Regions from separate parts of the Homo sapiens genome. Here region 1 is linked to region 2. A link is a contact called in ENCODE Hi-C or POLR2A ChIA-PET data. All regions are on one chromosome and are shown on one strand. Each heading gives the region's core, a stretch centred on a gene start or an enhancer-like site at or near the end of the contact. The rest is flanking DNA. Distances are from core to core; before and after follow the strand shown. Region 1 has its middle 64 kb from the start of HOXA1. Region 2 holds the start of HOXA3 (homeobox A3).

Region 1 (3,122 bases), core at 132-2,631, 120 kb before region 2:
TTACAAGCATGAGCCACCTCAACCACCAGCTAAGCCAGTTTTCTCATACCTAAATATATGTATTATACTTACCACCAGGTGGTTGTAAGGGTTAAATGAGAGAATGAATATAAAATCTGTTGTAAACTGTAACATCCCATCGGGTATTAGTTTTTTTGGTGTTAATCTGATTTAGCAGTGGAATGCAAGATGGAACCTAGGCGGGGGGCGGAGGGAAAAAAAGTCTGATAGAAAAACATCTTTAGGTACTCAGCCCTTAAAAGACCTCCCAGGGAGAGTAGCAACATTACAAAAACTCACACTGTTTCCCCTGTGGAGGGTACCCACTGAGCTAACAGAGGTAGGCCTCATGGGTCAGCCCCATTCTACCAAATGTATTCTTTCCCATTTGCTCCAGCTGGTGGTAACAGGTACAGAGGGAGCAAACCAGACAGCTGGTGCCACATGAAACAGAAAGATCTGTGCTTCGCCGTAAGGAAAAAAAAAAACTGTGGGAAACAGTGCAAGAACAAAAATAAGCAGGCAAGTGTTTGGGGCATTTCAGCTGGTAAGTGAGAGAGAGAAGCAGCCCCAAGACAGATGCAGTCCACGCCCTCCATCTGTAACCAGAGAGTGGCTCACATGTCAGAAAAAAGTTTGTCCTCCCTTAGGGGAATCTTGAAGGCTGTCAATGTTCTAACCATGAGGAATCACAAAATCTATACGGAACATTCCAACATGTGCAGGCCTGATAGGTCTCAGAGCAATGTTCTATGGGAGTCTGAGTTTTGCAGGCTTCTCACTTGGTGGACTGGGAATGTCAGTGAGAGGCGTGCTTTACAAGGGAGGGGAAGTGGTGTCTGAATCTGCTCAGAGACAGGCCCACTACTTAATTTAAGAAGGCAGTAGAAGGCCGGGCGCAGTGGCTCACGCCTGTAACCCTAGCACTTTGGGAGGCCAAGGAGGGCGGATCACCTGAGGTCAGGAGTTCAAAACCAGCCTAGCCAACATGGTGAAACCCCGCCTCTACTAAAAATACACAAAAATTAGCTGGGTATGGTGGTGGGCGCCTGTAATCCCATCTACTCGGCAGCTGAGGCAGGAGAATCGCTTGAACCCAGAAGGTGGAGGTTGCAGTGAGCTGAGGTCGCGCCACTGCACTCCAGCCCAGGCGACAGAGTGAGACTCCATCTCAAAAAAAAAAAAAAAAAGGGCAGTAGAACAGGGTGGTTAAGTAAGCCAACTGTCAGTCAAACAACCTGAGTTCAAATCCCAAATCCACTACTTACTTACTTAACCTATGTGATTTAGGGTTGCTTAATTTTGCTAAATTGCTTAACTTTAGTAGCAACATTTCCTAACTTTGGTAGCAAAGTTGCTTAACCTGACTAAGCTTCATTTTTTGATCTGTAAAATAGGGGCGAATAGTAGAAGAATGTTGTAATGAATAAGATGCTTGTAAAACAATTAGGAAGTGCCTGGTACAAAGTGAGCAGCCAATAAATGCTGGCTATTTCAGTATTGTTTCAAAAGGCAAGTTTATTAGGTTACCTAGTTCCTAAGGCCTAGAGAACAGGAAGTTAAAAGTGAAAGAAAGTGAAAATGTTTCTGTAGCATCAAACAGTAGCACATTCACTGGCAAGTGAGATAAGTTTCAAATGAAACCTTATGAACTATTTTAGATAAGTTAAACATACACGTAGAAAGACAATGACTAAATACTCAGTCACTAAATACTAGAATCAGAGCTCTATTTGGATTCCAGCTCCATCTATTAATAGCTCTGTGCCCTTGGCTTTATGCCTCTGTTCCACATTTGTAAAATGAGGATGATAATAGTATATACCTCATAATGTTGGAGTAAGGATAAAAATAAATGAGGCAATGCCTGTCTCAGTACAGGCCTTAGTACAGTCACTACCAATGAAAAGTACTTAATAATTAGTAGGTACTGTTTCCTTTATTACAAAAAAAAAATCAGAGGGCTATTTGTTAACCAAATTGAAAGCCTAACTCTCTGAACAGAGAAAGTAAAATATAGTGTTTTTTGAGAATCAGTTCTTGCTCTTACCAGAAGTAACTTTTCTATTTGAAGAAAATGTGTCAGTCTTTCCTAGGAAGAACTAATTTACCCAGGGTATCATAACACTTTTAGATTGGTCCACCCTACAATCTTGCTCTTACTATTGTGCTCTAACTAAACTAAGCAGAAAATTTATCTGAGGTAATTGAAAAATCTGAATTGTCTGACAGCTATGATTAATATTCTGCCCATATTTATAATTAAGTCATAGCCATAAAATAAGGCAAATGTCTCAAAAAATTCTAGCAAAAATTAAACTACATTTGCTTAAAGATTTATCAGTCTTACAATTCATTCCACATATTTAAAAAGTTTGCCAGTTCAGTAAAATTTAGTAGTAACAAAATAAAATGTATATTAAGTACATCAGAAATTAAAAATACACCCACTCACTTATTCATTCAAAAAACATTTCTGAATGCCTACTATGTGCCAAACACTGCCCTATGTTTTAAATCAAATATACTGTATTTGTTGCCTTTTACAAACTTCTTTCATTTATCATTTTCCATATTTCATTCAAACTTTCACATAACCTGATAACACTGCAAACTGATTAAAAGAGTTAACTATAAAAGCCCTGTCACTTTAAGAATTTGTAATTTTTTCCATTAACATTCCTCTCTGGTTTTATGTACTTGGTCTGTGCTGTGGGATGTAGCATAAATTATCTGCCTTCAGCAAAACGAGCAGCTGAAATGTGAGGCTGCCTGACAGTGCTTGTTAAGCCATTAGCTATTGTGAGCACACACTACTAGGGATGTCTGGCTCTCATGAGAAGTGTTTAAGTGGTTCAAAATATAGGAGTTTGGTCATGCAGTACAAAAAAAACAAGCCCAGTATTTTAGCACCATGCTTAGGGGTTAATTAATAAAAAGGATGAAAACAATCCTGGGATGTTTATTTTTAAAGAAAAGTATTACAAGTGAACACTTTGTGATTTACTGAAAGCCAGTAACAGGATAGGATGAAACAATATTTTTAGCAAAATCCTTCTACCACAGTCCAAGAAAATAAGTGTATTTCTTTTTTTCTTTTTTTTTTCTGGAGACGGAATCTC
Region 2 (3,128 bases), core at 217-2,716:
ACATCCACAGCCCCTTCCTATTTATCGAATCCATACCAAGATATTGTCTCAAGTTGGGGAAACAACAACCCAAACAAAAAACAAACAAAAAGAACCTCGGACTCTTTTCTTGTCGCTGTCCGAGGAGTTCTCGGGGCAAATCTGGTCTGATGTGCACTTAGGCCGAGCTACAGTTCGAGCCACCGCGCTACGCAAAGCCACCGCCAGCAGCACGCTCTGCGCTTCCTCCCGGGCAGCTCCACCATCCTCTCCCCGCTCGCGGAAGGTGGGGAGTGCGGTCGCCAGTCCGTTGCGCCAAGGTGGATTGGGGGGTCCCCCTATCGCCCAGACTCGGTTTGCGTCCTTCCTTCAACCTTAGCTGCGGGACCCTGCCACGCGCGCTAACAGCATTATGTCCTCTGCACCGAAACTTCCCACCAAGTAACACCCAATTAATCCCATCCTCTCCTCCAACACAGAATTCCACCCACGCACCTATTCCCCCTCCCAGCGCTTCAGACACCTCTCTCATCGAAAAACCGGGCGAAGGGAAGCCGGCAACGAGCGGAGAACTCTGGCTGAATTAGTAAGTTTTTCTGTTTCCCCCTTCTACCTTTCTCTCTGAAACCAATTCCCACGGAGTAGAAAGTGCTGTGCTGATGCTAATAAAATGCCTGTGGATTAATGCACTTTGCCCTCACCTCTTCCCACCTTCCCAGGTCAAGGATGGTCTCCTCTTGTTGGGGAATCCAACAAAACCAAATAGGGCCATGAATGAAAACACAAAAATCCAAACCCAAAGGGCTGGCGGGGAACACAGTGTGCCGGGCCACTTCCTTTTGGGCTTCACGGGGTCGCTAGGGAAGGGGAGAGAGACGACCCAAGGGATGCTGCCCTGTGCCTTGGCGCTGTGCCACGGAGGGCCGAAGGAAGGCGGGCACTTACTGCCAAGGCGAGCCAGGGAGGGGAGAGAAAGGGAGTGGTGTGTGTGTGTGTGTGCGTGCGCGCGTGTGTGCCTGTGTGTGTGACGTGTGTGGGCTGTAGTGTGTGATGGGGGCAAGTGTGAATGGGTGAGTATGGGTAAGGGGGAGTATGCCCCTCTTAAAGCCTCCCTGGGTGCCCTCTCCCACCGCTACCGCCGCCGGCTGTCGCCTCACCACCTTTGCTCCTATCTCCTCCCCACATGTCTCACCTTCAGACGGTGGCTCCCAGAAGCTCCTGCCCCTCTGACAGCTGTCGCTTGGGCAGCCCGAGAGAAGAATTGTCCTCTTTCCTGGTGCCAGAGGACGCAGGAAATTAGCCAGGTTGCGAGTTGCAAAGCTGCTGCCGCGGCGCCGGGAACGGAGCGCGCCCAATCTCCAGCGGGAGCCGCCAGGCCTGGCCTGGCCGGGGCTTCCCTTCGCTCGCCATCTCCGGACAAAGCACAGCCGAGCCCGGCTGGAAGGCAGAGCTCCGAAGCAGGCAGGACGGAGCGGAGCAAAAGAATGCGGCTCTATTCTCGCAAGGGAAATTATAAAAAAGTTCATGTTCACGGTTCTCATCCACATGACCGACAGCGGCCAATGGAAGGGCCGAACAACTCATAAAGTTGTATTGCAAAGTTGTAAATTTTCATAAACAACAACGGATTTATGACCCTTTCCCCATCACTGAGAGGAGGCAGCTCTTACACCGGCGCCATCTTACCACCGAGGCCGCCCCGACTTGGGGCCTCAGGTTTTACAGACCCTTTTGGGCCAGGTTTTACTAAAAGAGCCATAAGAAGCGGGCCCAGCCCAGGCAGGAGACTGGAGACGAGGTCTTGCAGGCGGAACTCAGGATGCTCTGAGCTGCCCGCACAACCCCTGGACCTTCACCCCTCGCCCCTTCCCCGCATCCAGCTGCCCCAGCCCCTGCCCAGGCTGCGTAGCCTAGCGGGGGTCTGCGGTCCTAGCCCCTCCCCGCGCCACCTACTGCAGTGCCGGACCCTGGGGCCCCCTCGCCTGGTCTGCAGGCGGGGTGGGGACCTTAAATCCCATTTCCTAGCCTGGGGCTGGGTTCAGGGCGCATGCGAATCCGGAATCAGCTCTGGGTAATGCCCCTTTCCAAGCCCACTGCTCAGCCTTAGAGGAAAGTGTGGATTTGAAATTTCCTCATGGAATTGATGGAGGTTTTTAGGTAGATTCATAGAATATAACGTATCTACCAAAGATTCCGTTTTCAAGGGATCTAGAAGATGTTAGTGCACACGCAAAAACCAGACAAACGTCTCTACACGGATAAAGGCACATATACAATTATGCACACAGGGAAGGGCATACACTCTATTGTGGGCACAGAATGACATGCAATTATGGACACACAAAAACACATGCACCCAATTATGGACACCAAAATATATACAATTGTGGAATTAGGTAAAAACACACACACAGAAATACATACACAGAAAAATAAGCACATACTCATACAAATACACACATAAAAATACATTAAAAAGATACATGACACCAATACATGGGTACCCAACACTTGGACCATCACAAGGACAGCCACCCCACTTTTGCTTCCCCACTGCCCCCTGCCCTCCAGCCATACTCACCTCCCCTTTCCCAGTCCCCTCTGGATAAGGCAGTCCACATTTTTCTTTGTCACCACGCATCTTTATTTTCGGTTACATAAAACACAGCTGGGCTGGGAAGTGTGCCTTCCCTGAACCCCAGGATGGAGCTGAGCAGGGTACAGGACAACACAGGAGATGAAGGGCATTGCGGAGGGCATTGGACCTCCCCACCCACTACAGTTAACTCAAGACAACATACCATGCTACAAAGTCACCCCATTAACACATCCTTTCCAAGTCAAGACACTGCCTTACAAATGAACTCCAAGACTATAGAAATGATAAAAAAAAATCTTGTTCAAATATACAGTATCTGCTATTATAGGAAACATCAGGGCGTACATATTTAACACAGCTGAACAGTAAGATACAGGAGCCAGAGGAAAGGACAGCGAAGCTGGAAGCATCTCCACAGTCCTGCTAAGCAGAAGCTAACCCACAGATCTGCAGCCAGCTCAGGAACATTCCCCTCCAGAAGTGGGGGTTGATGGGCCTGAGCTGTGGGTGCCAAGCCAGAGAAGGAGGGATTGATTCTAGGGTGCAAGCA

What was found. Hi-C counts contacts between places; a loop is a spot of excess contacts on that map. ChIA-PET counts read pairs that join two places held with the same protein, here RNA polymerase II (POLR2A). Pooled maps may share reads with other maps.
Region 1: a pooled map shows a loop between it and region 2 (2.7-fold over the local background). The contact joins the enhancer-like site here to the promoter of HOXA3 in region 2. A Hi-C loop is called at or near these places in 2 of 168 maps with a recorded cell type or tissue (CD4-positive, alpha-beta memory T cell and esophagus muscularis mucosa) and 6 of 50 pooled maps. POLR2A ChIA-PET finds 5 or more read pairs at or near these places in 1 of 52 experiments (Caco-2).

Annotation. Positions count from the first base shown.
Region 1 is chr7:27,030,275-27,033,396 of GRCh38, forward strand. No RefSeq gene overlaps it. Among named protein-coding and RNA genes, the nearest start is that of HOXA1, 64 kb to the right of the region's middle. RefSeq lists an enhancer at 14-719. Within about 2 kb of position 1,382, at least 6 of the 41 ENCODE cell types and tissues checked have a DNase peak (open chromatin) inside an H3K27ac peak, as active enhancers do.
Region 2 is chr7:27,151,117-27,154,244 of GRCh38, forward strand. HOXA3 (homeobox A3) reads right to left here and starts at 1,467. Exons shown (of 6, transcript NM_153631.3): 1 at 1,172-1,467. HOXA7 (homeobox A7) reads right to left here. Exons shown (of 2, transcript NM_006896.4): 2 at 2,600-3,128. It overlaps HOXA-AS3 (HOXA cluster antisense RNA 3), which reads left to right. Exons shown (of 3, transcript NR_038832.1): 2 at 459-565; 3 at 1,178-3,128.